Linked DNA regions of Mus musculus: region 2 is linked to region 1. Evidence: chromatin loops called from intact Hi-C (ENCODE). Cell type or tissue: left cerebral cortex. All regions are shown on one strand. Each heading gives the region's core, and the rest is flanking DNA. Links, peaks and the distances in the headings are about the cores only.

What was found. Peaks named below come from ENCODE experiments on the same cell type or tissue, not always from the same donor. Only the 100,000 strongest peaks of a DNase experiment are listed, where the experiment ranks them.
Region 2: it touches region 1 in a loop (2.3-fold over the local background); 3 of 42 quality-filtered maps call a loop at or near these places.

The regions. Positions count from the first base shown.
Region 1 is chr6:113,690,807-113,705,832 of GRCm38, reverse strand. It overlaps Irak2 (interleukin-1 receptor-associated kinase 2), which reads right to left. Exons shown (of 13, transcript NM_172161.4): 12 at 14,762-15,026; 13 at 10,807-12,165. The coding sequence ends at 12,053. It overlaps Tatdn2 (TatD DNase domain containing 2), which reads right to left and starts at 8,783. Exons shown (of 8, transcript NM_001347356.1): 1 at 8,232-8,783; 2 at 7,716-8,126; 3 at 3,112-3,732; 4 at 927-1,799. The coding sequence starts at 8,120. In left cerebral cortex, for the core only: a CTCF peak has its summit at 8,137; DNase peaks (open chromatin) are centred at 8,095 and 8,839; H3K4me3 peaks cover 2,675 bases; H3K27ac peaks cover 1,350 bases.
Region 2 is chr6:113,431,420-113,446,445 of GRCm38, reverse strand. It overlaps Jagn1 (jagunal homolog 1), which reads right to left and starts at 3,877. Exons shown (of 2, transcript NM_026365.3): 1 at 3,649-3,877. The coding sequence starts at 3,737. It overlaps Gm52871 (a long non-coding RNA gene), which reads right to left and starts at 11,941. Exons shown (of 2, transcript XR_003956347.1): 1 at 11,316-11,941; 2 at 8,848-9,415. Cidec (cell death-inducing DFFA-like effector c) reads left to right here and starts at 10,686. Exons shown (of 6, transcript NM_001301295.1): 1 at 10,686-10,732; 2 at 11,934-12,011; 3 at 13,233-13,386. The coding sequence starts at 11,959. In left cerebral cortex, for the core only: CTCF peaks have their summits at 3,161 (motif pointing left) and 5,123 (motif pointing left); DNase peaks (open chromatin) are centred at 3,182, 3,444, 3,900 and 5,107; H3K4me3 peaks cover 1,515 bases; H3K27ac peaks cover 959 bases.

The sequences.
Region 1 (15,026 bases), core at 4,589-12,588:
GACAGAAAGCAACTATCTTAGCACTGACACTAGCCATAGAAGGATTCCTATGTGCTGGGCAGCAGACCTTTAATCCCAGAGCTTGTTGAGAAGCAGAGGTGGGAGAATCTGAGTTCGAGGCCAGCCTGGTCTATGTAGTGAGTTCCAGGACAGCCAGGGCTACACTGAGAAACCCTGTTTTGAAAACCAAAAAAAAAAAAAAAAAAAAAAAGTAGTAGTAGTTTCAAAACAGGCAGCAGCAGGAGAGACTGCTCAACAGTTAGGTATATTTCCTGTCCTTCCCGAGGACCTGAGTTGATTTCCCAGATACCAGTAAAGAAGCTCACAAACACCTGGAAATCCACCAGGGCCTTTACTACCCTCTTAAGGTCTTCACCAGCTCCTGCACTCATGTACATATATTCACATATGGACACCACTAAATTAAATTAAATTAATTAAATTAGCTAGGTTTACAAAGGGAAACAAACAAAACAAATGAAATGCTATGGGGTGTGTCTCTGCAGCAGAGCACACTCCTAGCATTTGCAAAAATCCTGGATTTAATCTTCAACAATGCAAATTCCCTAACCAAACTAAACTAACAAAAACAAAACCCTCCACTAATAGAGTTTGTAAATTGGGCATGGTGGCAAGGGTTTATAATCCTGCCATGGGGAGGCTGAAGCAAAAGGACCACAATTTCAAGGCCAGTTTGATATAATGGCAAAATCATACATTAAAAAAAAAGAAAAAGCAGGAGGTATATCTTTAATCCCAGCACCTGGGAGGAAGAGGCAGGTAGATCTCTAAATTCAAGGACAGCCAGGGCTACACAGAGAAACCCTATCTGGGAGGGGGCGGGGGAAATGGCATACTAACAGCCCTTACTGGGAAGTTCAACCACTAAAGAAAATGCCTGAAGGAAAGCAGACTAGAGCCAGTACCTGGTGCTGTTCAGGAACTGGAGTAGTACACTTGTGAGAGTAGTCCAGCCCCATTTCCCCAAATGCCACAGCCTTGGGGTGGCGTAAGGCATGCAAAAGCTTTCTTTCTTGACTCTCATTATAGTATCGTGCAAAATGAGGGTGACAGCCAAAAGCCCCCCAAACCAGATCTTCTTTCAGAAGTTCCTCCCATAGGCCATCAGTCAGTGTCCTTGGATCACAGAAGTCAGAGATGCAGCCTTGAAACTCCTTAGGGAAGGAGCTGCTATAAATCTTTCTGAACTTTGTAAAGGTCCCCTTGAAAGACAGCTTGGAGTAGAGCATGTCTAGATGACAGTGGGTATCGATGAAGCCCTCTTCCAGGCTCAGCTCTCTGTGGCTCCTTGGCAAAGAGCTGGATGTGTGTTCTCTGGTGTGGTGAAGTGGTGTCTCCTCTTGGAATGTCCTCTTCCCCTTCACCTCCTCCTCCTCTGTGCTTCTGGAGAACCGAAGTGAGTGGGAATTCTGGAACCTACCTTCCTGGGCAATGTCTAGGCCTTTGGAGATGCTCTGGGACTTGGAGGAGTGAACACTCAGAAGATCCTGGCTGCTCTTCCCAGCCTGTGCCGAGTCATGGTTGCTGGATCCCACTAATGGATAACCAGGTGTCTTATGGCTGCTAGTCCAGTAGCTGGCATAGTCACACCATGGGCTACTATACAAATGAGGAGGGTACATTACACAGTCAGTGGGGAAGGAAGAGGATTCTGAAACTGCTGAGTATTTCAGTGGGACAGGTTCCTCTTGGGAGAACCTCACAGTGGCCAGCTCATCCACATCTGACCAGTCACTCCCTGAAGAGGGATGCTCCATCACCACCTCTCTGTCTGTGTGCTGCAGAGAAGAAAAGCAACAAGTCAGCTCTCCTATGGGTGACCCAACCCCTCCCTCACCCAATGCTGTGGTTGCAGAATGGTCTCTCCCCCCCAGAACAGACACTGACCTTAATCCCACTCTGCGGTTACAAAGGGTGTAAACTTAGCCTAACTTTGTGATTCAAAGGCCTTTGCAATGCAATCAGTTCAGATGAAAGCCATCAGTGTGGAACCTGATGATTGAACACTGGGACTCAAGGCAGAATTTCTCAGACTCCCTTGAAGCTAGATATTACTGCCTTTCCAGATGCTTCTAAATAAGTGTGAGAAGATTCAACGTGTACAATTTTTAAACCAAGTTCTCAAGAGAAAAGAAGTATATTATTTCCTTTTGTTTCATCTGCTTTCTACTGGCCAATGTCTAAGTAACAAACTCAATTCTATCACCATCCCCAATTTAGGCTATAAGATCGATACTGGGCTGGTGAGATGGCTCAGGGGGTAAGAACACTGACTGCTTTTCCGAAGGTCCTGAGTTCGAATCCCAGCAACCACATGGTGGCTCACAACTACCCGTAATGAGATCTGACACCCTCTTCTGGTGTGTCTAAAGACAGCTTCAATGTACTTATTTATAATAATAAATAAATCTTTGGGCCAGAACAAGCAGGGATGGAGCGAGCAGGGTCGACAGGAGTGAATGGGGTTGACCAGAGTGAGCAGAGGTCCTAAATTCAATTCCCAACAACCACATGAGGGCTCACAACCATCTGTACAGCTACAGTGTACTCACATAAAATAAATAAATGAATCTTTTAAAAAAAAATCGATACTGTATTTAGCAGGGTAGAGCATCAACACAGAAGAAGGCACCAAGATCCCTGCAGTTGGGATGGGACCCATCTTCTTAAGACAAAATTTTATTTTGTTTAAGCCACTATCATGTTGGTCTTTTTCAATAAAGGCAAACCTACACCCTACATTTAATAGAATTTTAAAGCATTTTTTAAAAAGCTGATTTGAAGTTTATTAATAACTGAAAGGAATGGCAGAAGAGAGACACTAATTTCCTGGAGTCCATGTTGAATAAAGCACTGCTTACGATCCTCAGAGGAGCTAGGAGTTAAGAGTTCTAGCCTAGAATTCCTAAGGCCCTGAGTCTGATCCTCCTAATGGTGGGAAACAGAGGTCAGGACGGGGGATGAAACTAAAAATAGTTTCATCTATATCACTTAGGATCAAACTAGAAAGACTAAATGACAAATATATGTAACTAAGAGAATTCAAAACCCAAAAACTAAACCAAAGAAATCTGGTGTGTGTTCATTTACCTTTTGAATATCTGCATGAGAGTCAGAGTTATCAAAAAATTCTAGGGCTGGAGAGGGTTTGTCAATAACTGTCCTTCGGTCCCCAAGCAGCTCCTCACTACTTTTCTTCACAGAATCTATGATCACTCTTCTGTCACTGAAGCTGCTCCTGTCTAGCGCAGACGCTTCCTTCTCCACACTGACCTTCGTATGTGACTCTTCTTTCTGAGAAACAGTAACTGTAACCTTTGCAGCTGGTCCCTCCTCAACGCTCTTGACCAGTTCTTCCCGGCTCCTGGACCGTCCTTCCCCACTCCTGGACGGTCCGTCCCTGCTCCTGGCTGGTCCTTCCACCTTCTTGCTTGGTCCTTCCACCTTCCTGCTTGGTCCTTCCTGATTAGGACAGTCTCCCAAGCTTGCCTTCCCCTGAGTGGTGGCAGCTTCTCCCTTCTTCTTGGGCATTGACTTCCCCAGGATGCCCTGGATGGCCTTCAGGTAGATCATTCTTGAGCCCTGGTCTTGAGGCCTGTCCTTCTTCCTTTTCTGGAACTTGTTGGGTTCCTCCATAGCATCACTCTGACCCTCAGCTTCTGTTGCAAATTCAGAGTTCGTAGAGCGGCAAGAACTATCTTTAGAATCAACCTGGAATTTAAAAGAAACTTTCAAAGGTTTGTTCCAAGAGCAATTTTCTACCTGCTACACTTAGTCGATGACAAGTCATTAGTGGGTCCATCAGCACAAGGGAAATCAAAGTGAGTGTGACAAGGTTAAGACTCTCCCAGAGAGGAGTTTCTCCCTCTCTACTGTGGAAAGCTCATATAATAAATAAGGTTTCAGTCACTTAAAATTCACTTCTAAAATGCAGCATGATCTCCTCTTGCCAGAGTGAGCAGGGAGCATGGAGATGTAACAGTAGAGTTGCAGTGGGAAGTGATTACACACTTCACACTAGACAAAATAACAGTTCATTGTTTTCTCACTGGAAGTGGCCCAGTCCTACTACAAAAATCAGGAAACCTAAGACCCTGACAAAGGATAGGACTGGCTCAATGAACCCAAGTCCCCCGGTCCTAAGTAAGTTCTTTTGCCCCTATGGCCTAACCTTCCTTCAAGTCTTCTCTTTCCCCAAACTGTAACCTTACTGCTAGAAGGGTACTTTCCCAAATATGACCTCAGCATGCACCAAGTCATTCTCACACCCACTCCCCACCTCCAGAAACACAGATAACTCCTCAGCCCTATTCTATCTTCTGTATGCACTCACTCCAAGAGTCCACAGGGGAGCCGCACTCAGCCTAGCATGGTCCAGCCCTCCCAAAGGCAACAGACCATGAAAACCTCCCCAGCTGTAAAACACAGCATACATGAACCCAGGGCATTCTACACTCTCTGCAGCTTGAGGATTTATATTAAGTTCCTCACAAAGTAAATACACTCTCTCAGACAGATACAGTGGCACACGCCTATAATCACAACACTAAGCTAAGGTAGGATGACCACTGTAAATGAGTCAGCCTGGGCTACATATTGAGTTCCATGTAAGTCTGAGTTATGTACTACAACTCTGGTTTCAGAAAATAAAAATAAAAGAAGCAGAAGCAGTGAGATGGTTCGACAACAAGAAGTTATTTCCCTCCAGGCGTGGTGGCATACGCCTTTAATTCCAATACTTGGGAGGCAGAAGCTGGAGGATTTCTGAGTTTGAGGCCAGCCTGGTCTACAGAGTGAGTTCCAGGACAGTCAGGGCTATACAGAGAAACCCTGTCTTGAAAAACCAAAAAAAAAAAAAAGAGAGAGAGAGAGAAGTTACTTCCCACGAGGCCTAATGAACAGGAAGCTGCAGCAGGACACCCCTCCCAGCACAGACAAGAGGATCAGGATTTCAAGGCCAAATTAAGCTGTGAGACCCTCTCAATATAAACCTAAGAGTCAACTTCTGACTTAAGAAATAACAAGAGACCCTGTCTCGAAAAACCAAAAAAGAAAAAAAAGAGATAACAAGAGGGCAAAGTGAGGTGGACCTCAGGTCTGTCTATTAACAGCAGCAGGCAATATATAACTCAGTGACAGAGACTTGCCTAGCATATTGAGGTCCCAAGGCAAACTCAGCAGGGAGTAAATAAAATAAAATGTTGGAACATCTTCCTTTTGAACACTCTGTGTGCTGACACTGAGAGCTCTGAGCTGAAAGCTTGGAGCACACAAAGCCAAGTGTGCACCTGTTGAAGTTAAAGAAGGCAGGGCTGGGTAGGACAATGAGTAAGCAACCTGAGGCGGCCTGGGAAAATGGTCTCATCAATGTCCTTCAGCTGTGCCAGCACACAACACCTGAGACTCAAGACCAACACGGTCACAGGGAAGGAGGCCTACACTTCCTAAGGTCAAGGGGAATCTTCCCAGGCCTCTCATCACACAGCGCCTGGCTCCGTGACCCAAAAGAATGTTGGGCATACAATAACACTCAAGTACTGACTATAACTACCAAAGGAGACCCCAGCGGCCTTCATGAAAGATAAAACCAGGCTAGGATTAGACTCAAACAGATCAGAGGCCATACCCTCAACTAACTGGCAACAGGCAGCATAGCCTGAGCCTGAAAATTCCTGTCCCTGACACTGGGGTTCTGTGTCAAAAATGCAATCATCTAGCATCAATACTGTCCAAAACCCACATGGATGAACTAGTAACAAACTTAAGTTGTATGAGCAAAGGTTCGTATTTACCTGACTTAATCTGAGCCACAGTCAGTACTATTCTGCCAAAGATAACTTTTCAATTCGCCATTATTTGTGAACTTAGAAAAATTCCTCTTGCCCTCCAGAGATCAGGCTATAATCTCTATTAATGAGAAAACATGGGACATGGGCTGAAGATGAAACTCAGTTGTAGAGCATGTGATTAGAAAACAATATACTTGGCGTTGGAGAGGTGGGTATGGCGCTTTCAGAGGACCCAAGTTCAATTCCCAGCATCCACGTGGCAGCTCACGACTGTCTGTAACTCCAGTTCCAGGCAACCTGATACCCTCACACATTCAGGCAAAAGACCAATACACATGAAATAAAAATAAATAAATTTAAAAAGAAAAGAAGCCGGGTGTGGTGGTGCACGCCTTTAATCCCAGCACTTGGGAGGTAGAGGCAGGTGGATTTCTGAGTTCGAGGCCAGCCTGGTCTACAGAGTGAGTTCCAGGACAGCCAGAGCTATACTGAGAAACCCTGTCTCGAAAAACTCAAAAAAAAGAAAGAAAGAAAGAAAAGGGAAGAAAAACACTTAGACAAAGAGCTTTCCGAGTTAAACAGCCAAGACTCTGCTTCATCTATGAACCCACCAAGAAAGTCAAATGCAGTGACACATGCCTGTGCCTCCAGAACTCAGAAGGGAGAGATGGAGGACTGGGAGTTCAAGGTCCTCCTTGGCTACATATGGAGTTCAACCTAGACTAAATGAACCTTTCTAAAAAAGAAACCATCAGGAAAGGTGTTAAACTCCCTTTCCTTAGACTACCTTTGCTGTTTTTCCTAGGGGCAGCCCATCTTCCCCCAAAATGAGACTTTCTCATTGTGTTTACACTCTTCTACATACACACTTTTTAAGACTACCAGAACTCTAAAATCTACATTTTAGTATCAGTAGAAGAGTAGGGACCTTTGTTTTGCAGTTACTGAAGAACCTCACACTCCTAGAACACTGCCTGGCACTCAAAACCTGATGCAGGTCTGCTTTAGAAGCATCCCCCAATCTGCTCCAAGAACTTACAAATCCCGGTGTGTTTCCCCTGCGGAACTAGACTTGAGCTGATCTCCAAAGATAACTACTAATAAACTAAAAAAGTACCCAAGCCAGGTGTAGTGACATACACCTTTAAAGCAGGCAGGGATCTGTGGGATTCAGGACAGCTTGGTCTATAGGAGACCCTGTCTCAAAAATCCAAAACCCTGTTAACCAAACAGAGAATGCCAACATGCAGAAATCCACAACTTTGGTGAAAAGCCACACTAAGAGTCCATTTCCTGAGCTGCAATTCAGAGCGGTTCTAAGTACAAAGACCATTTAATTTTATTTTTAATTAAGTGCACGTATGTGGGTTAAGTGCACATGAAGATAGATACCCATGGGAGCCCGAGGAATGGGAGCTGGAATTACAGGGGCTTGTGAACCACCTGACCTGGGCTCTCAGAACCTGTGTCCTCCTTCAGCAGCTGTATGTGCCTTCTTCTCTCCAGCCCCAAGGGCAAACTCTATAAATTGACCGAAATCTACATCATCTTTCCTGGGCATTATTCCACCTTCCATTGTGCTGATCCTCCAGTTCCACTGTCCATTTACAATCACTCGAAGGTTGCAGAGATCCCTCCAAACTATCTATAATCACTCTCTCTGGGATGGCAGACCACAACCATTATCAGGCTTTCCTAGTAGTTCCAAATGCCACCAAGTTTGAAAACCCCCTCCATACTGAGCTCTACCCCTCAACACCCTCCCCCTCGCCCCCCCCCACACACACACCAGGCCCTCCACAGGAAAGATCTAATTTTTATTCTCTTCCCACCAAATGTCTTCTCTCCACCCCTCAAACCACGTGCAAGGGACTTCACTGTTTGCCAGACGTCGCTGCCACGTACCTTAACGCTACAAGCTTCCTTCCGTAGAGAAGCCATTTCTTCTAGAGAGGAGTGGGCAGGGTGCAGAGGGGACCCCTTGGACGTAAATAGTCTCCGAGGGCTCGCAATCAGGAAGCCAGGGGAAGCGGCCTCACCCACACCTGAGCCCGAAGAGAGAGAGGACGAAGAAGAGGAAGAGGAGGTGCGACGGCGGACTGAGCTCCGAGGAGCGCGGGCCACATCGTCCCCGCGCCGGACTTTCAGACGCTGGGGGCTGCTGGCCCCTCGAGGACGCGACGCACACCTGCGACCTGGCCGGCTGGAGGGGGCCACATTGCCGGGCTCCCGGGGGCGGCTGCGCTTGCTGGGACACCCTTCCGACGTGCTGCCCCAGTGATACTTGACCTTGCGCCGCTCCGACGCCATGGGCACCTGCCAGGGACAGAGGAACGACGATTGTAGCAGCAGCCTTGGCGGCTGCTCGCCTCACACCGCCGGGAAGCCGCTAGGGCAACGGCGGGAATCGGCCCCACTGACCTTTCCCGTTCCTGTCGTCTGCCCATTCCAGTGCTACGGGCTTCGGGGACGCCACAGCGCTCCGAGAAGCGTCCGCGGGCCGAGCGCCGAGCCCGAACAACGCGCAGCCCAAGTCCGCGAGCGCGGCTGTCAACAGCGCGCCACTCCCGAGACGCCGAGGCGCTTCCGGCGCGGCGCGGCGCGGTGCAGCGGTCTGCCTTCCGAAGCCCTGCGCGGGGGGCCGAGCGCGTGCGGAGCCGCCTTTTGGGCCGCACGCGCCCGCAGGCCCCGGACGCCAAGGGCGGGCCGCGGGCGGGGTGGCCGCTCGCCTCCCGCCGCCCCGTCCCGCCCCGGGCCTGAGGGAGCCACTGGCCTCCGGAGCCGCGCGCCGGAAGTCACCTCCGCTCCTCCAGCTGACCCGGCCCAGCGCCGCACCGCGCCCTCATCCAAGGCCTCGGCCCCGCCGCCTACTTCGCAACCTCGGCGTCAGCTCCGCGGAACCTGCCCAGCGGCCGGCGGCCGGCGTGCGGCAGGGGCGGAGCCGGCGTCAGGGACGGCGCCGATTGCTCCAACGGGAGAGGGGCGTGACTTCGGGCAAGACGGAGCGCGCCTGTTGGTCCGACGTTCTGGGGCGTGCCCCTACGCCTCACGAAGCTCTGTGGTTGGTTGGGAGCGATATGTGGCGGAGCTTCTCACGTGGCCCTGGATCCGCGCGAAGGGCCTGCTGGGGACGCCCGGGAGCCGAAAATACCGATGGAGGGTAACTTGGCGGGCCTCTTGGTACCGGACGCGCGTGCCAAACATTGTCACTCACTCACCTACTCACCCATCCCCCCTCCCCCTTTTTTTTTTTTTTTTAAAAAAAACAACGCAGGAAACTGTGGCTCGATAAAAACCAAGCGACACACCCAGAAAGTGACGGAATTGGGGTTAGCAGGCACAAGCCATACACACACAAAAAACAGAACCAGGCCTGCCGGATAGACCTGTAAAACCAACTGCTCAGGAAGAAGAGGCAGGACGATTGACAAAGTCCAGCCTAGACGTTTTAGAACCTGACTACAACTAAAAAAATTTTAATAGCGGGGGGTGGGGAGAACAGAGAGGTGCCTGAAGCAGCCATAGTAGCTCACATTGGTAATTCCATTTGGGTCGCTGAGGCTGGGGAACTGCTGAGTTCGAAGCCAGTTTGGGATAGCTAATGAGTTCCGATCAACCTAGGCTTCCGAGTGAGATCAAAAGAAAAGAAAAAAAAAGAGAGAGAGAGAGAAAGAAAAGAAGAGATATAACCCCACATCAAGAGAGCCGTAGGACAGAGGATCCAGAGTTCAAGGTCACCTCCTAACTTCTTGAGACCCTGTTTCAAACCTTCCCACACCAACCCCAGAAAAGGTAATGATTGCAGCTCAATAGCAGAGCACTTACAGGAGAAGCAAGCTTTTGATCCTAATCACCAAATTACCCAGGTGTCACACAAGTCTGTAAGTAATCGCAGCCCTCTGGAGGTGTTGGAGGGGAGGGTCAGGAATTCCAGACCAGCCTGTGACACTTAAAATGCCCCCGCCCCCCAGAACCAAAACAGTAAAGAAAAGAGTTTGTCCTACTACTTCATTCCCAGACTGCTCTTGGCCAACAGCTGTGGTGGCAAGAACTAAAGGCTCTCCACACTCAGCTGGCCTTCACTTTTTTTTTTTTTTTTAATTACCCAATGCAGGAGCCAAACCCATGGAATAGCACCTCCCATACTCAGAGTCTTCTGTCTTCAGTTCATCCTCTCGGTAAACTCCCTCCTAGTCACAGCCAGAGCATATCTAACTCCTAGAGGGTTGTTAACCCAAGTTCACAGTGAAGGTTAACCATCCCAGAAGCCATCTCTATTTGTTTGTGGGGTTTTTCTTTTTTTTTTGGGGGGGGGGGTGTCGTTTTGTTGTTTTGGTTTGATTTGATTCTTTCAAGACAGGCTCTCTCTGTGAAATCTTGACTGTCCTGGAACTAGGTCTGCCAACCAGGCTGGTCTCAAACTCATAAAATTCTGCCTGCCTCTGCCTCCCAAGTGCTGGGATTAGAGACACGTGTGTGCTGCCACCACCACCTGGCAACCATCCCTATTTGTAACAGTAAAAATAAAAGCAACTTTAATATCCATGAAGGGTTATACAAGTGCCCCAAGCCCTGCAAAGGTGGCATTGCTGATAAAAACCCTCCCTAAAGTGACAATGTACTAAATCACTGGCCACAACCATGAAGTCTTAAGTTCAAATACCAGGACCCACATAAAAGCTGGCTGTACAGCAAGGGTATATACAATCTAAGCACTTCTACATCAACAGAGATGGGCCAGCTAGCCTTGTGTAACAGCAAACTAAAATACATACATACATACATACATACATACATACATACATACCTTGTGGAAGAAGGATTGAAAACCCAAGTCATCTCTTGAGCTCCATATGCACATGGTTGTGTGCACACCACATGCACATACATAAATATGCATACATACATTGTACAAACAATACATACAGAAATGAAAGCAAAAGCAAGAATCCTTGAGCCAAACATATTCGGTACACAAATTCACCCAGACACAAAATTATAAGACAGCTGCTAGATTACAAACATTTTTATTTTGTCACTATAATGGAATTCTTTTTTTAAATAGTGAATTAGAAATAGCTTTGTTAGCCGGGCATGGTGGCGCACGCCTTTAATCCCAGCACTCGGGAGGCAGAGGCAGGCGGATTTCTGAGTTCGAGGCCAGCCTGGTCTACAAAGTGAGGTCCCGGACAGCCAGGGCTATACAGAGAAACCCTGTCTCGAAAAAACAAAAAAAAAACAAAAAAAAAAAGAAAGAAATAGCTTTGTTTTACAAAACATGTTTGCAACATGACTTTTCAAAAATATATTCACTTCATAAACATTTTCTACATGGCAGAGCCATGAACTACATACCTTTTACTCCATTGAGAACACAGAACAGATACATTTTCAAAGTGCTTCTGCAGCCGCTGCACCCATCCTCCCAAGAGCTGAATAGAGCAGCTCTGTTCTTCCCCAGGGAGAACAGAGCAGGGTTATCTTACAAGGATACTGAGCTACCACCCACCAAGTGATTGACTTAACTAGCAGCAGAATCAAACATGAGACTGTTTCTCATGCTTCTTCACCTAGCTATAAATAACACACAACCTCTGAGTCTCCATTAAAATAAATATGGGCACAATGGGAGGTCGAAGGTGAAAAGCAGGCAGTTCCTAAATACCGGTGGCTTACAGGATCACCAACTGAAGAAGGAGAAAGCCTACGGAGTCCTTTGCCAACCGTCCTGCTTTTGCAGTCCTGAACTTGAGAACTTGCGGAGACACCGGCTGTAGGTCTTTTAAGAAGTGGGAATTTGCAGAAAGCTGTCTACAAATATGACTGACAGATGATAACTCTGGAAAACGCCACGGATGCTGCAGGATTGCTCTGTCCGTTGTGGAGAACTAAGAGGTTTGGGGGCAACAGCATCTCTTGGGGTGGTCAACAACGTGGGTTCCCCGGAACCACAAAAACCACCCAAATCCTTGGATCACATACAAGGTGTTCCACTTCACAGCCCTCTAACTAAGACGACTCAGAGAGGAGGAGTGCTTCCTGGATATGGTGTCTGTATAAGCTGAGGTCCCCTACCCCCACCCCCCTGCAACTCGACTCTGATGAAGCCATGTTTCCTTCTGTTCAGGCTGATGTTTGGGTTGTGTGGGTCTCAACAGACCTTGGGCAGCCAAAGACCTCTTCCCTGCCTGGACGTTTGTCTGTCCAGTTGAGAATAAGGGTCTTCAGCTGTGCGCTGGTCATCAGGGTCCAAAGAGCTCGCTGCTGTCCAGTCTCTCTTCTTTGTAGAGTACGATGTTCTCCATCAGTCTCCTTTTGGCTTCATTGATCTCAATTTTCCATGAAGTCTCTGTAGCTGATGTTCAGCAGAAAACAGAAAGAGAGTACCTTCAGCAAGTGTTGCCGTTAAAATTCTCTGAGTCAGACCTTATCAGAGTCTCATGCCAAGTTTGTGAAACAGGCCCAAATACAAGTAGCATGTCATAGCTTATGCCGTTGCAGGGAAGTCTGCACCCTCCCCCATAGACACTCTAACACTCCGGCTCCCCCAATCCCCACCACACATATACACCTTTTCCACAAAGAGGCTCCCATATTCCCACAGTCATGGGAGAAGTGTGGCCATCAACAATAATCATAGCTATTTCTGTTATGAAATATAATGCGTCAAGGGGGTACCCGGTGGACTCATGACAAAGCACACCCCTGAGAAGTTACACCAAGCAACAAATCTGGTATAAGGTGATTTATTTGGGGGAGGGGAGGGGAGTGAGGACCCAGAGAAGGGGTAGAAGCAGACGAGTAGAACGGGGGGGGGGGGGGAGAGACTGTCCAGAAACACATGGTAACAGAGAGAGAAAGGAGAAAGAGCTAGATAGTGGGCAATCCTTGTATACACAGCCCGCACCTGAAGCACCTGGCTGCAGTGGCACGTGAGGACTGTTGCTAGGTCCCTGGGAGGAGCCTGGTGGAATCACCTGTATGCTAACATCCCTCCTTTTTCGTTTCATTACAAATGAGGAACTAGAAAAGGGTGATGGTTGGGCAGGAGTCAGGCACTGTGCTCTTTTAACTATTTCCTGTTGACCAAGAGCAATGTCATAACAGGGGACCCTAAGAAAATTGAGATGCTGGCCAAGTCCTGGGAGGGCTGGCTGCTTTACTGCTGTCCAGGCTGTGGGACCATCTAGGGGAAGGAGTGTGCGGGCCCAGTTGGAGCAGTCTGAGAGACAGGACAAGAGCATCCCTGGGGAGCTGCTCTGGCACATTGGGCCATGTGAGATCTGTCACATGGCATGATTTTATGGTGCCTGTCGCTTAGGTCATAACAGTTTCTAAATTCTCCTTCCTCCCCAGTGGAGTGGTCTAGACTACCAGTGAGTCACATTCACAAGGCCTGGTGATGCCTCGTCAAAAAGGCCTCAACTTTTATTTCACTAGGAAGCCTGGCATATTTGGACCCAAGTGCCAGTGATGGAGGGTGTCTTTAGAAGTTATTGGCAAGGAAAAAGAGGCAGGCAAGAGGGACCACACAAGGTCCTGCTGGGCCCAGAGAAGTGGTTTTAAGTACAACAGGTATGTGCCAAGCAGTGTGTTTTTATAACCCACTCTAGAAGGGCATAGTGGCACATATACCTGCAATCCCAAAATAAATAGACAAGGGTTCACGAGATAGCCCAGGTGAAACTCTGTCTCAAACTATTTAATTATTTTTTTCCTTTGCTGTGTGTATATGTGTGCATGCACACATATACCTACGTGGGCATGTGCATACATGACAAGGTGTGTTTGTAGAAGTCAGGGCATCAATCTTCTCCTTTTACCGTATGATAAACCAGGTTCATACATAGTCAGGTTGTCAGGCTTTGATGTCAGCACCTTTAACCTGCTGGCCATTTTACCAGTCATGTGAGCCCAGCACCTGGGAGGTGAAGGCAGGAGGATCAGGAGTTCAAGGGCATCCTCAGCTATATAGGAAGGTCCATATTATTTTAGGCTACACGAGACACATGATCTCTCAAAATTAAAAAAAAAAATAGATTACTTATATATATATAGAAGTATTATATATTATATATCCTATATTATGTGTGTAAATAATATATAATATTATATATATATATATACATACATACATATATGTATACACACACACACACACAAAATGAGGCCCTACATCCAGTCCAGTACTGCAAAAATGCATCAAAAAAATTAAAATCTGGGGACTGGAAAGATGGCTTAGTAGTTAAGAACATTTACTGCTTGGTCGTCCAAAGAACTCAGGTTCGATTCCCAGCACCCACATGTTAGCTCACAATCATCTGCAACTCCAGTTTCAGGCTGTCTTGCCTCTTCAGGTACTGTGCATATGCATTCCACAGATATACACAGAGACAGAACACCCATACACATAAAATCAGATTTTAAACTTAAAAAAATTCAGTAAATATCACTCTCTCTCTGGATCCTGGAAGAAGAAGTAGTGAGAGCGGGGCGTAGTGGCGCACACCTTTAATCCCAGCACTTGGGAGGCAGAAACAGGCGGATTTCTGAGTTCGAGGCCAGCCTGGTCTACAAAGTGAGTTCCAGGACAGCCAGGGCTATACAGAGAAACCCTGTCTTGAAAAACCAAAATAAAATAAAAAAAAAGAAGTAGTGAGCCAGAGACATGCGTGGAACAAAGCTGAGGACCGCCACACAGCTGTCCTAGCAAATGGGAAGTAGGTATGACCAAGGCGCAGTACAAAGATGGAGGTGTGAAAGTCTAAGAGGCAGGAGAGTGGTCGGAAACAATAGTCACTGGTGTGCTGAACTTCCTCTCTGTGTGTCCACTGTGCAGTGAATGCCTGAATTACTAACAAAAACCATGAATTAGGAAAAGAGAGGAGGGATGGCCTAAGTTAGGGTCACAGGAGTGATTCAGCATGGGCACCTCACCCTCCCAAGCTTACCGTTCTGGGGTGTCTGTGGGCCTGTGCAAGCCTCTGACGAGGAGTCAGCCTCCTGTCTCCCACTGGTGGATGGCTGTGCTGCTCCATGTCCCGTGAAGAGTGGAGAGGAGGCAGCCCCTGGGCACGATGCCATCATAACCAAAGAAGGGACGCTGAGGCTGGAATTGTCAACGTCATCTGTTTCCTCCGGGGTATTGGAAGATGAGCCTGTGGCCTCAGAAACCCTGCTCCAGGGAAGGGACAGCTGCCCTCGGAGTTGCTCCTC
Region 2 (15,026 bases), core at 1,495-9,494, 260 kb after region 1:
CAGAGGTAAAGCACCAGCTGAAAAACTCAGTGGACTTAAGGAGGCAGTAATTCACCTTAGGAAACGTGGGAGGCAAGGAGAAAAGAAATCACTCTGGCACTCAAGCTCCTTCAAGGCAGGATCCAGTTTGACTCACTCTTCCTTCCTTCCTTCCTTCCTTCCTTCCTTCCTTCCTTCCTTCCTTCCTTCCTTCCTTTCCTTCCTTCCTTCCTTTTCTTTCTTTCTTATTATTTTTTTTTTTCCTGAGACAGGGTTTCTCTGTGTAGCCCTGACTGTCCTGGAACTCACTCTGTAGACCAGGCTGGCCTCAAACTCAGAAATTCGCCCGCCTTTGCCTCCCAAGTGCTGGGATTAAATGCGAGCGCCACCATGCCCGGCTTGGCTTTTTCTTTTAAAAAATGTATCTTATGTGTATGTGTGCACCACATCCACGCCTCTGCTGTGGGAGGCCAGAAGGAGGCATCAAAAGCCCTGGACCTGGAGTTACAGATGGTTGTGAGCCTTCTGATGGGAGTGCTAGGAACTGAATTTAGGTCCTCTGACAGAACAGCAAGTACTCTTACAGCTGAGCCATTGCAAGGGGGGGAGGGGGGTCTCTTCGCCACCACCCCCCACCCCCCACCACCCCCGCCCAAGTAGAGTTAATAATCTTCATGAGATAACAACTCTGTATCTGGTGATATCTCAAACTTCAGGAGTCTGACCCCAAGGAGTCTTTTTAGGCATATTTAGGCACAGCATGGTTTGGTGGAAATTTTCCTGGCGATGACTATCGAGGCCTGTGTAAAGATGAACAACAAATGGCTTTAGAACTAATAGAATATGGCCCACTGGTCAGCACAACCAGGATGCGTGTGCCTGCGAGAGGCGGAGGGCTGAGGAAGGTGTGCCCTGGGGACTTCATGCTGTTACGCAGCATCTCTCTGCGAGTCCTCAGTCATCACGTCACCCCTAATCTATGGGTTGTATGAAAACTCTAAGGGGGTTTCCAGGCCCTCACGAGGCAGTGTCCTTAGCAGGACACAAATAGCGATTGATCTTTTTCAAGCAGGCACTTTAATTTGCTGCTGGAGCAAATTAATGATCCATCCATCACTCTCAGAAAGGACTTAGAGATGGAGACTGTGAGTGACGTCCACCACCCTTAGAAAGAATGTGGAGATGTAGGTTGTTAGTAAAGTTAGGTTAAGATGTTTTAGTTAGTGGCTTTGATCTAGAAAATCTTGGGTTACAACTTAGAAAGGTACACTTTTAAATATTGAGCGAGGGTTGTTTTTTAAGGTCAGAGAACAAGAACAATGACAACCCAGCCAGCTCTAGCTGACCTGCCTCTCTTGCTAACGCTGGGTTGGTGATCAAGATGATTAATTTCTTGTACCCATTTTTGCCCTCAGCTTCCTGATAGGATTTAATAAGAAAAAAAAATTTTTTTTTTGTGGAAGAAAATTTGTTAATGAATAGATCTGCACCCTGAGGATTTAAAGTAGAAATGACTGATTGTTTCTTATATAAAACTGTAGATTTATGATTCTTTTAAGATTTTTATAAGATTATTTTTTTAAGATAAATAATAATTGACTCTTTCTTTGTAATTACAAACTGCAGCCTGCCAGGAAGAGAAACTGGCTGAGACAACTGCTTGCTCACACTTGGTTAATCTATAACAGGTTGCTTAGTTACGAATGCATGTGGGTTCTTGGGAATAATTTTTTTTTCACCCATAATATGTAAAACACTTGATCGTGCAAGGGTATTGGGAAACTTCATTGTAATCATTCACTTAAGGAAAAATAGAATGTAACCACATCGTGATTCAAAGATTTGGCTGGGATACATAAGCTGTAGGTGAAAGGGCTGTTCGAGCTTTGCTTCGTCTACCAAATGTATGTGTGTGTATGCATACATGTGAAGTTGTTGGAGCTTGTTGGAGATTGCATCATCTACCAAGTGTGTGAGTGTGTGTGCCTGTATTACATCACTGCCAACCCCACATCCCCACCTTGGATCACTGAACACAACTGTCAGAGTTGGCCGTCAACAGATAGCTAATTCAATCCCATGTGCACAATAAGCTTAAGGCTTGACTGCACCCTTTGGTCCCAGGCCCTGGGGGAAAGGAAGGAAGTGCATGCTTGGGGACTGGTCCCACTGGATCTCTATCCTAACGTCCATGGCCGTCAGCACCCCTCCTTTCCCCAAGGTGAAATGGAGGGTGCTGTGGGGGCCTGCCCACTCCATGGCAGTGCCCTGAAGGAGTCAGACTACCATGGCATCGCAGGCCCAGAGGGCAGACATTTTTTCTAGTTTTTAATTGGGGTGTGGGAGGGTTTGGGGAGGTTTTCTATCACTGTGTTGTTTTTCTGCTGAGGGTGGAATATTCTGCCCTTTTAATCAAGGTGATTGTGATTTTGACTAATAAAAAGGACTTTATAATTGAAGAAAAAAAAAAAAAAGACTTGACTGCATTGAAACTCTTTGTAAACTTCATGTGACATCTTCCATAAAGATAGGGTCTACAGGTGGTGTCACACGCCTTTAATCTTATCAGGCAGAGGTAGGTGGGTCTCTGAGTTTGATGCCAGCCTGGTCTACAAAGTGAGTTCCAAGAAAGCCTGGAATTACAAGGAGAAACCCCATCTCGAAAAACCACTAAAGGAAGGACAGAGGCAGGTGAGGGAAAGAAAGACTCAGTGCAGAACACAATACAGACAGGATGGATAGATAGCCTGTAAGAGTTTATCAAACAAATAAAGGAACGTAGAAAGATCTCCTTATATGGACGTATTCCTAAACCTCAGGATGGACAGGGTCACCTTTTACCACCCACATCCAGACAGCCCCAAGTTTAGCAGCCACCACACTCCTATGCTGTGCCTTTACACAAACGACTTGCTAATTCCTCACCAAAACCTAAAAATCATGAAATTTTCTCCCTCTAAAAATGTGAAAACTGAGACTCCAATTGGAAATAACCCGAGTTGGAGCTGGAGAGTAGGCTCGCTGCAGTGGAGGCGGTTTGGGTTCATGAACCACAACTCTAGCTTCCAAAATCACTTCTGACGTGTGGTTAGAGACATGGCTTGCCACCTTTCTGGGCTTGGCTCTCAGCACCAACCTCGGGTAGACTCCAAATGCCATGTGTAACTCCAGCTCCAACGCCCTCTACTGGATTCTGCGAGCAGTTGCTCTCACGTGCACAAATACACACACACACACACACACACACGAAATTAAAAATAAAAATCTTTAAAAATGTTAAGGAGTTCTCAGGCCAAGTGCATCCCTGAAAAGCCAGAAGCACTCAGGAGACTAAAGAGAAGGCTGTGAGTTCGAGATCAGCCTGGACGCTACCGTGGGATCTAGACTTGAAAAAGAAAAGTGGCAGTGGCGTTCCCAAGGTCACCCAGGGGGCCAGCACCGAACCACGAGCCTGTGCAGGCTGGATCCCCTCAAAGAATAAGTCGGACCAAGGTGGGCCACGGGGTTTCCCCGGCCTGGAAACAGAGCAGAGGTCGTTAGAGCAGGGGACCTGGCGGGTACACGACAACTGGCTGGGGGGCGACAGCGTGAGGACCACTGGCGTCGCTTCTTCCCAGGATCTGCAGGCTCCGCCGGGAAAGGCCTCGGTACGCCTGGCTCACCTCGTACCTCATCTGGTAGTGCATGGCGACGCGCTCCCGGTGCTGAAAGTCGCTGCCGTCGGTGCCGGCCGCTCGCGGGCCTGCCCGAGACGCCATTGTACAGAACTAAGGCCCCTAACGCCGACCCTCTGCTCACACACCCAGCCAAGCACCCTGCGAACCCCTTCCCTGCTACCTCGGCCCGGCTTTCACTACACGGCGTGGAGCTCCGGGAGAACTTCCGGCCTCTCTATCCTGGGAGGACTGACTCTGTGGTTCCTTCTTCGCGCATGCGTTCTTGGCCTTTCTGAGGTTCTTTGCCAGAGTAGAGCGATTGCGGAATTAACAGTCCCTAGAAATGGTTCACTGACCTGCCCAGAGATCCCATCGTGCAGAACCGAACCCCAGGCCGCTGATGCCGAGCAACCAAGCCCCCAGCAAACCCCTTTTAACTTCATTTAAAGCATTTAAAATAATTACTTGTGTATGGGTGTTTTGTCTGTCTGTCTATGCACCACGTGTGGTTTTTGTGCCTGCAGAGGCTGGAAGAGGACATAGGATAGATTTGCTAGCTATACTGTGAGTGCTGGGATTTAAACCTAGTTCTATTGACCTCTTAACGGCTGACCCAGACCTTAAGTTGTAATTCTTGAGACAGGGCTTCATGTGCTTCATGCTGGCCTCGAACTCTTGACGGTCTTTTTTGCTTCAATCTCCCAAGGCGTGATTATAGTCTTAAACCATACCTAACTAGACTTGGCATCTTTGCCCAGTGGCTTGTTGCACATCTATATTTCCTGAAGCTCCACACAACCTTGGGGTTAGGGTCCAGAGCAAAGACGTTATACAACGAAAAGTATAGGGTGGTCAATGCTGAGAGGCGTCACTCAGAGGCTGAAGCAGTAAAGAGGCATCTCTTCCTCCCTGCAATGCTCTCCATAGTCTGAGACCCTGCGTCCTGAGGGCTAACTGGAACAAAGATGGCTGTGAATATTTGTAATCTCCTCAACGTGAAAGGTGGAGGCAGGAACAGGAGGAGTTCATTGAGGCCAGCCTGGCCTGTGTTGAACGTTTGCCAATAAATTAATTAAATAATTAATAACTGGAGAGTTATTAACAGTGGTTAAGAGTACCTACTGTTTTTGCTAAGGACCCAGATTGTTTGTTTTATTGAGACAGAGTCTCACTATGTCCTGGCATTTGCTATGTGGGTAGCCTTGAACTCACAGAGTGTTCTCCTTGCCGGATGTGTTATACAGCGAATGCATGTCGGGTGCCAGGGGAAGTCAGGAGAGGCCGTCAAACCCCCAAATGCCCTGGAACTGGAGCGCTTGTTGTGAGCTACCATGCAGGCTCTGGAAATCCAACTCAGGTCCTTTTCAAGAACAATCGCTCTTAGCCACTGATCCATCTCACCACCCCTTTGGGGTTTGGCTCCCAACACCTACAGCTCACAACTCACTGAAACTCCAGTTCCAGAGTCTCTAGCACCCTCTTCTGGCCTAGGTGGGCACTGCATTCATACTGTATACAGACCTACACGCAGGTCAAATACCCAAACACACATAAGATTTTTTTAAATTGATTTTTATTTTTTAAGGCAAACAAATGGCTGTACTGGGCATAGGAGTGTATGCCTGTGATCACAGCACTTGGGAAGTTGAAGCATGAGTTTGAGGTCAGCCTAGGCAATACAGTAAGATCTCTTCTACCTACCTACCTACCTACCTACCTACCTACCTACCTACCTACCTATCTGAACATATCTAGTTGCTGTATGGAGACTGGGCTGGAGGGGAGAAAGGTGAAGTCTACTTCAGTAGCAGAAGCAAGAAATAACCCAGTGGCTTTAGAGCTGAACTTGGAAGATCTTAGAGTTGAAATATGGCTGAGGCACCCTGCCAGAGCCGAGGCTGCCAGCAGTGTCCTCAGGGTAATTCAGAGAGCTGTGGGGCCTGCCAGCCTGGGCCTGCTCACCTTCAGAGTCTATGCAGCACCCCAAAAGGACTCACCTCACAAAAATTACATGAAGTTCTATGATCTTTCAGCTTGCTCAGCTCCTGGGGCGGTCTCAATGTAAGGAGGAGCCAAGGATGCATCGTGAAGGAACTATCTCACAGCTCTAACATCATTTGTGAGCCGTATACAAGTTGATGTCAGCAAACATACTCCCAAACTGAACCCCAGTGGGGATTAGATAACTACGACTATCTCCAAAATGCCTCCTGGATTCCCCCAGGACTCAGTGTTATTGGTTTTGGTTGTTTGGTGCATAGTTGTAGAACACTTGTGGAAGGAAGGATTTCAGAAGCCAGAAAATGTGAAGAATTTGTCTGGAAATTGATAGAAAACTCCATGTTCTGCCAATTTTAATCAGTTATAGATAAACATTGGAAACTCCAGATGGCAAATCAATATTTCTATAGACAAAGGGCAGAGTCAGCATTGGATATGGTAAGTTAGCTTTCTTCTTCAGGAAAAAACAACACTAAGCCTTTTTGGGCAATGACATAGTACAAGCCAAATACTCTGCAATCCTTCCATGAAAATAATATAAGGCCTTAGAACTACTCTTTCTTATAACATTATTTAGGCACATAATTCAAATCAGGATTCAAACAAAAAATATAATAAGATAATAAAATAAAATATTGCTGAAAAGCTACAAGAAGAAATACAACATGGAGTTTCTCACTACGTTTCCAATTTTCCAACATTTATTAATTCAAAACTAAAAGAAAATTTCTTTAAAACAAGTATCAGGGGCTAGACAAGCTGTCTCAGCCATTAAGAGCCTTAGCTATTCTTACAGCCAACCCAAGCACCATTCCCATCCTGGTGGTCCACACCATCTATAACTCTGGTTCCAGTGGAGTCGATGCCCTCTTCTGACCTCCTCCTCTGACATCAGGCATGCATCTTGTGCACAGTTGAATGTATCAAGCTTTTAAAATATGATTTATTATTTTATGAATTTTTTGCTTGTATATATCCACACGTGCACCCTGTGGATGCCTGGTGCCCTAAGAGGACAGAAGAGGGTGTCAGATCCAGTAGAACTGGAATTACAGATAGTTGTGAACCACTATATGGGTGCTGGAGCCAAACCTAGGTCCTCTGTAAAGCTCTACTCTATCTGTGAGCTATCTCCCAGCCCCTGTCAAGTCGTCGTCGTCTTCTTCTTCTTTTTCTTCTTCTTCTTCTTCTTCTTCTTCTTCTTCTTCTTCTTCTTCTTCTTCTTCTTCTTCTTCTTCTTCTTCTTCTTCTTCTTCTTCTTCTTCTTCTTCTTCTTCTTCCTTCTCCTCCTCCTCCTCCTCCTCCTCTTCCTCTCCTCCTCCTCTTCCTCTCCTCCCCCCCCCTCTCTCCTTCTTTCCTTTTGTAGAGCTACAAACTCTCTATATAACCCTGGAACTCACTCTGAAGATGGGGCTAGACCTGAGCTCCTGGAGACCTGCCTGCCTCTGCCTTCCAGGCGCTGGGATTAACAGTCCTTTTCAAGCTTATATTGCATGGCTGCACCTTCAGCTGAGTCACAGCCCGGGTACTTCTCTACCCGGAAGTGTCTTGAAAGATCTTCCCATGGTGCGCCTGGTGCTTTCCCTCCCCTCTGTAAGTTTCAAAGGCAGGGACCAGAACTGAGACCCGTGTCCCTGTGTCTCAGCGTGCCTGATGGTGTGTAAACTTTCAAGGAGTATTTACAGAGAGATTAATGTCAGTGAGACTCAAAGGGTCTTTACCCAAAAGCACTCGGATGAATCCCCTCAGGCTAGTGGTCCATCATAGGAAGTCTTTTTCTGCTTTTTTTCTTTAAACCCCCGTGCCTCCTGTGATAAACATAGTGCGCCAGTTTCTTGAGTCAGCCTCTGGCCTATCTGTCAAGAGACACCAAGTACACATGGAATGTTTAATAAATGTTTGGGGCGTGAATGTGGAAGGGAGGGGCCTGACCCTTTGCCTAGAACTTCCTTGCGGAACTGTTTCACTTGGACTTTCTCCTGGCTATGCTGTCTGTCTGAGGGTTGAGCTATTCGTGTTCCAATCTCAAATCTATTGCACCACATCTTTTCCTTTTTTTTTTTTTTTTTTTTTTTTTTTTTTTTTTTTTGAGACAGGGTCTCATGTAACCTAGGCTAGCCCAGAGCTCACTTTCTGTATAGATGAGATGATCCTCCTGCCTCTACCATCTCCCAAGTGAGGGAATAACAGGCCTACATGGCTTTCTTTGGACTCTGATGGTATCATTTCCCCGACCCCACCCCCCAGGACAGTCAATGTCTGCTCACCTGTTGGAGTACAGCTCCTCTCACCTCTCTGGGTCAATAAGCCATTCCGTTCTCCCAACATTTGTTGTCCTAACATGTTGGATTTGTTGTTGTTTGTTTGTGGGGTTTAATTTGTATCTTTTATACTAATTTATTTAATATATGTGACACATACACACGGGGCTTGTGGGAAGGTCAGAAGGTGACTCGCAGGAGTAAGTTCTTTCCATTATGTAGGTCCCAATGATTGAATTCATCGAATTTGTAAGTACCCACAGAGCCATTTTGATGGCCCTCGTGCTGTTTTGAACATCAAGGTCTGTGGTGGTTTGAATATGTTTGGTTCAGGGAGTGGCACTATTAGGTATGGCCTTATTGACAGAAGTGTGTCACTGTGGGTGTAGCCTTTAAGATACTCATCCTAGCTGCGTGGAAGCCAGTCTTCTTCTATAAGCCTTCAGATGGAGATGTAGAACTCTCAACTCCTCCTGTACCATGTCTGCCTGGATGCTGCCATGTTTTTGCTTTGTTGATAATGAACTGAACCTCTGAATCTGTAAGCCAGTCCCAATTAAATGTTGTCCTTATAAGAGTTGCCTAGGTCTTGGTGTCTGTTCACAGTCTGGTGTATAGTGTGAAACTGGGTCCTCTATAGAGGTGTTCAGTGCTCTTGACCACTGAGACAGCTCTCCAACCCCTGTAATAATATGAACATTTTTGTAGAGGTTTTGAGGTAGACATATTTGTGTGTATGTGTTGACTCAAAAAAAAATAAAACCATAACTGCAACTCATTCTGTAGCCCAGGAGGGACCTTAAACACAAAACAGTCAGCTTGCCTCTGCCTCCCAAGTGCTGGGATCCCAGGCCTGAGCCACCACGCCAACTACATTGTTTTCATTTTTTGTTTTCTTCCCAGAACTTGCTTATTAGGAAACAAAGAAAGAAACAACATGAAACAACGAATAAATAAACAAAACTTTTTTTTTTTCTTTGAGGTAAGACCTTTCACTGTGTGGCCCAGGCTGGTCTTAGACTGGTGATGTTTGTGCGTCAGCCTCTGGAGGCTCCGGGTGAGAGAGAGGGGTGTACATCACCACTCCTGGCTCCCATTGCTCATTCGTGCATTTGCTTCTGTTTCCAGCCCAGCTCCTCCAGGTGTGGGCTAAGGCCGTCTTGCTTTCTGATGTATTGTCAGCCCCTAGCGTGGCACACACTGAAAGTACTCGATGAAGGAATGTCGCCTCTTCCAGGGATTGGCTTAGCTCTAAATAATGCATCTCGTGAGAGCCAGTGAGTCCCCACCGGACAGGTGACTACAGGACAGAAAGGCTGTACAGCTCTAGCTTCGTGTTGCTGCCTTAGAATCAGCTTCCTGATCAGCTGTGCCTACGGATGTGTAGGCATTTATAAAGTACTCGTCTTAACCAGTTTGGTGGCACACACCTTTAGTCCCGGCTCTCTGGTGTATAGTGTTTTACACCATATGCATGCAGTGTCCACGGAGGCCTGACGAGGTGACAGATCCCTGGAACTAGAGTTACAAACAATTGTGAGTCGCCATATGGGTGTTGGTAATAGAAACTGGGTCCTCTATGGAGGTATCCAGTGCTTTTGACCACTGAGACAGATCTCCAACCCCTGGAATAATGTTTTTGTAGAGATTTTGATGTAGACATGTGTGTGTGTGTGTGTGTGTGTGTGTGTGTGTGTGTGTTGACTCAATGGGTCATCTTGCTGGCCTAAATTTTATTTTTCTTAGTAGTAGTATCTGTAACAAATGATTATAGATTTTATACTCTTTTTTTTTTTTTTGAGACTTTATAGCTCAGGCTTGTCTTGAATTAGAGATTATCTTTCTGTCTCTTGAGTCATATATTTCATTATACCCAACTTTTGTGATTTCCCACCCCCTTTTTCATGCCAGGTTGCCACTCTGTAGCCCAGGCTAGCTTCATCTATAGCAGTCTTCCTGTCTTGGCTTCCCAAGTGCTGGGGTTGTAGGCATTACAGGCATGAGCTACCTCTCTTAACAAGATATTTTTATTTTGATATTACACATTTCACCTTGTCATAATTGCTGATTTTATTTATTACATATAGCATATTAGCAACAACAATCACTTTTATCCACTGAGCACCTAAGTTACAAATGTTTTTCTATTTTTATTTGTATTAGTTTTTGTTTTGTTTTGTTTTTTTTTCAAGACAGGGTTTCTCTGTGTAGCCCTGGCTGTTCTGGAACTCACTCTGTAGATCGGGCTGGCTTCAAACTCAGAAATCTGCCTGCTTCTGCCTCCCAAGTGCTGGGATTAAAGGCATGCACCACCACTGCCCAGCACAAATGTTTATTATGTGTGTTTTTGGGTTGTGAGACAGGGCCAACTCTATAGCATGAGAGTTTTCAACTCATGGCCCTTCTCACGCCACAGCCTACCAAGTATCATGATGACAGCTCTGAGCCACCATACCTGACTTCAACATGAACGTTACTCCTGACACAGAGGGGAGAACAAAAGGCAGCTCGTGTGAGCACAGACAGCCTGTGTGGGGGCGGAACTCAGACCATAAGCCACATCCATTGCTTCTGTGCCCTCTTGCCTAGTGCCATGGGCAGTACCTCTTCTAAAGCTTTCGAAACATGCCTTCTTCCCCGTTTCAGGGCCTTCTGGAAGCCAGTCTGACTTAAAATCCCTAGGGGAAAGTTTCGAACTCATTCCCCATGCTCTTTTCCCCAGCTGGGGCTGGGGGCTAGGGGAGTGGCTTCACAGGAGACAGAAATAAAATGGAGGGAAGCCTGGGCTGTGCCTGGCCACGCGGTATTGCCAGGAGGCTGGGAGGTGAGGGGGAGGTGAGGAGCTGGGGTATATGGCTACTAGAGAGCAGATGGTGGGGGATTGCCGTGGTGGGTATATAAGGGACATGGTTGGAACAAGTATGCTTGGGTAGTGTTGGGTTGTGGTGAGGGGACTCTATAGGGGTGACCCAAGGAGAACCTGCGTTAATCAGAATCGAAGAGTACTTTGACTGCTTTGTCATGGCTGAGGTCGCAGTTCTGTCCCCTGCCCACTCCTGGGTTCTTCTCTGCTCCTTGTGCTAAGGGCTGAAAACAGAGGCATCAAGGACACAGGAGCTTCAGAGACATGGACAGGGGGTGGGCAGGATGGAGGGTCCTTCTGCCAGTTATTGGGGAAGGTTTTCCTGAGGCGGCAACGGGGAACCTGGGACTTCTAGGTGGCCTGTGTGGAGTCCTGAGTATGACACAAGCTGTACCACAGGTAAAGAGACTGGCTGTGCAGGGCCTTACAGCCCCAGCAGGCAAGAACCAGAGAACAGCACTACAGGGAGGAAAACAGGCATGTGAGCCCAATACCACCCCAACCAGAGCTGGGATGCCCAGACTGATACCTTGAGTTACAAACCATAGTAGTTACCTAAATTAGTTAAGGCTCCATAGAAGTGCAGAGTCAGCTCCTTTGTCACATCAGTCATGTTGCCAAGGGCTCAGTGTGGGTAGCAGCTATGGTACTGGAGAGCACAAACCTAGATGGTCTTCAGTAGAAACGTTCTCTTGGCCAGCACTAAACCTCAGGAGGGCTCTATTGCTCAAGGGCCCATGGGGCAAAGCAGGCTCCACCGTCTGGCTGCCCGTGGAGTTTCTGGACTATAGGTGACTTTCAGGTCCCTCACAGCACCAGGAGGTGTGACTCACCTCCTGCCAGCGTGAAGCGGACTCTGTCCCCTGAGACAGGGACAAATCAGTGCGGGCCTCTTTAGCACTGACTTCAGCTTCTCCACTCAGTGTGACCACAGCTTGGGTCGGAGAAACAATGGAGTGAGTGAGGCTGAGGCTGGGGAGCAGCTGGGGAGTGGGTGGGGGTGGTGGACGCTGGCTCAGTCGTAGTTACTGTGGACTCCGGGGAAATGGGTGGTCAGATGAGAGACTGGGGCAGAGGGTTGCTGCGTGGCGGTTGGGGCGCATTGGGTCAAAGAAAGAAAGAGAAGGACCCCTCCCTTCTCGCTAACCAGATAAGCTTCTGCCTGTGTTCTAGGTCCAACACAATCCAACTGACAAGGATGGACTACGCCATGAAGTCTCTCAGCCTCCTGTACCCCAGGTCGCTGTCCAGGTGAGGGGAGCCAGGAACAGAAAGGAAGGGGGAAACCAAGGAGCCATCAGTTAGAACTTCTTAAACTTTTAATGGGTATAAAAGCCATTTAGGGGCTGGCTGTGGCTGTGTGTGTGGGGGGGGGCGGTTATGCTTTTAACCCCAGCACTCAGGAGGCAGAGGCAGGAAGATCTTTGTGAGTTCAAGGTCAGCTTGATCTCCAGTTCCAGGTTAGCCAGGGCTACAGAGGCTACCCTGTCTCAGAGAAACAAAGTCATGTGGGTGTGTAGTGGAAACACAGATACGGGCAGGCATCGTGGCTGGCATATAATTTGAATCCTGGCACTTGGGGAGCAAAGGCAAGTGGATCTTGGTGAATCTGAGGACAGTGTAGTATGCATAGAAAGTTCCAGGTCAACTAGAGCTACATAGTGAGATACTATCTCAAAAACAGACAAGCAAGCAGAGAATCCATTAAAACAAAACAAGCAAAAAAAAAAAAAATCTTACCATAAGCCGTGACAGATCTGATTTAGATCTGAGCTGCCTACAGTGGTGTCCAAGCCTGCAGTCTGGACAAGTGCCAGGTTACACTCTTCTCGAGTGCCACCATTGTGGTTCCTGTCATATCTGGAGTAGAGAGGGCCAGGCTCTGCACTGGGCACCTTCATTGCTGATCTCCCAGGAGCCTCATGCCTACACTGGGGAGTGGGGGCTAATATGTCAAGTCAATAGATGGGGAAACTGGCAAGCTGAGCATTCTGTCACCTGTCGCCTAGCAACTCTGTAGCAAAGACAAACTTTGAACTTGAACCCAGAAAGCCCCAGACTCACATCCTCTCTGCTCCTTTTTTTCTACCCCATGGATCCGAGTGTCCAAAAATACTCTATAGGCTGCCTCCCCCATTTTACCCAACTTTACAGCGAACTGAACAAGGCCACAGAGCAGAGTAGCCCAGAGGGGAATGTGGCTAGTCCAAGAACCAGACAACACTGACAGTTTGGGGACTTGTTAGACATAGAAACCCTTGGGCTCAACTCACAGCCACAGAAGTGAGTCTGATTTAAGCAAGATTTCTGCTGATTTTCCTGCCCATCCAAATTGGAAGCACACCCTCAGATGGGCTTTGAGAAAGCCACCTGGAGGGGCCATGATTGGCTGGAGGGAAGGGTCAGATGTGAGCTCAGTAGGCAGGGGTGGGCAGCAGGCAGGTCATCTGATGTTCAAACTAATGTCCCCAGGCATGTGGCAGTGAGCACGGCAGTGGTGACCCAACAGCTGGTGTCTAAGCCCAGCCGGGAGACCCCGAGGGCCAGGCCCTGTCGTGTTAGCACCGCAGATCGGAAGGTTCGCAAAGGCATCATGGCTCACAGCTTGGAGGACCTCCTGAACAAGGTAAGGAATTTGCCTGTACTCTGCATCGGCTCTCCTCAGGCCTGAGAGTTGACACTGCTAACCACTTCAGTCTTTCAGGCTTGTGTGTGCGTGCATGCGCATGTGCGTGTGTTGTTTTCTTAAGAAAGCTTCCTTTCACTGGGCGGTGGTGGTACATGCCTTTAATCCTAGCACTTGGGAGGCAGAGGCAGGCGGATTTCTGCGTTCAAGGCCAGCCTGGTCTACAGAGTGAGTTGCAGGACAGCCAGGGCTACACAGAGAAACCCTGTCTCGAAAAAAAAAAAGGTTCCTTTCTGATGTCAGCGCTGGAGGGTTGGCATTACGTGCCTGGAGAGCTGTGTGTGTGACAGAGAGGTGACATGGTCAAGTGACAGAGGGAGGGCAGTACTTTGCTGTCTTACACGCTAATAGTGGCTGGGTGGTATTTTCTTCATGAAAAGGCTCTCAGTTCTTTTTCCTATTACACTTGGAAAATGAGCCAGGTATGGTGTGTCATGCCTGAGAGCCCAGGACTTGACACACACACACACACACACACACACCCCAACATCCCTTTCACTCACACACAGTAAAACTACACAAAACATAAAAACAACCTTCCAGAAGTGTCAGGAGTTGAGGAAACAGGATTTCAGTGCTTCCGGTCTGCATCTCCTACCCGCCCCCACACTACTTTCCCTGCATCTGTCTCTCCCAAGCTGGAACTTCCAGGAAAGCCTTTCTTTGAAAAATTAGTACTCCCTGATTAGTGGAAACCCAGGGCTGCCAGCTGCGGTACTAGGAGAAGCATGCAGTCTGGAGAGCAGGGCCCTGTTCCCATCATGCCTCTCCCTGCCCCTACCCCCTTCTAATTTTGCTTCTACCTGTTGTGTCGACCCATTAGTATTAGCTGCATGGGGCTGGAACCCTTACATCTGCAGGTCCAGGTGCCCCACACAAGCCAAACGTTTGAAGTAGGTTTTCAGTTACAATCAATTTAGCATGCAGAGAGCGTAGAGGTTTCTAACACATTCATGCAAATTTACTCTGCTCTTCCTAGGAACTGATTTTTTTTTTTTTTTTTTTTTTTTGTCTATGAGACATGTAGCTGAACCTGCCTTGAATCAAAAGGACTGGCTTACTCTTGGCTCCAGGGACCACTTCCATCATTAGGGTCTTCTTATCATATCCCCTTCCAACACTTTACATCCATACCCCCCACCCCAGACATTGGGTCATGGCTAAGGCTGGGGGTTTTCCTTGTCAGTGGGTACTTTAAGAAAGGCTTAGAGTTGTAGAATTTGAGACCTCCTAGTTAGGGTTCCATTGCCAGGGAACACAGGGAGCCCTGGGGGACTCTGTAACATAGACAGGTCATAAGGGACTCTTACTGCCGGGGCTTGGAGGATGTCAGCCCCCTGGACTTTGATTCCGTGTTTGGCAGCACAAAGGTGTGGACAGAGTGGAGGGGAGAGCATTGGAGATGTGGTTACCATGTAGCCATGTCATTCCAAAGATCTCACAAGTCTGCTCCTGGGAGGAGCACAGTTAGTTAGCATGGATGAGCTAGGAGCCTCACCTGGACTGTTAAGTCAGCAATGCTCTCTGCGTGCTACTGGAGGAATTTAAATTTTACTTTTTAATGATTAGCCACTTGTTTT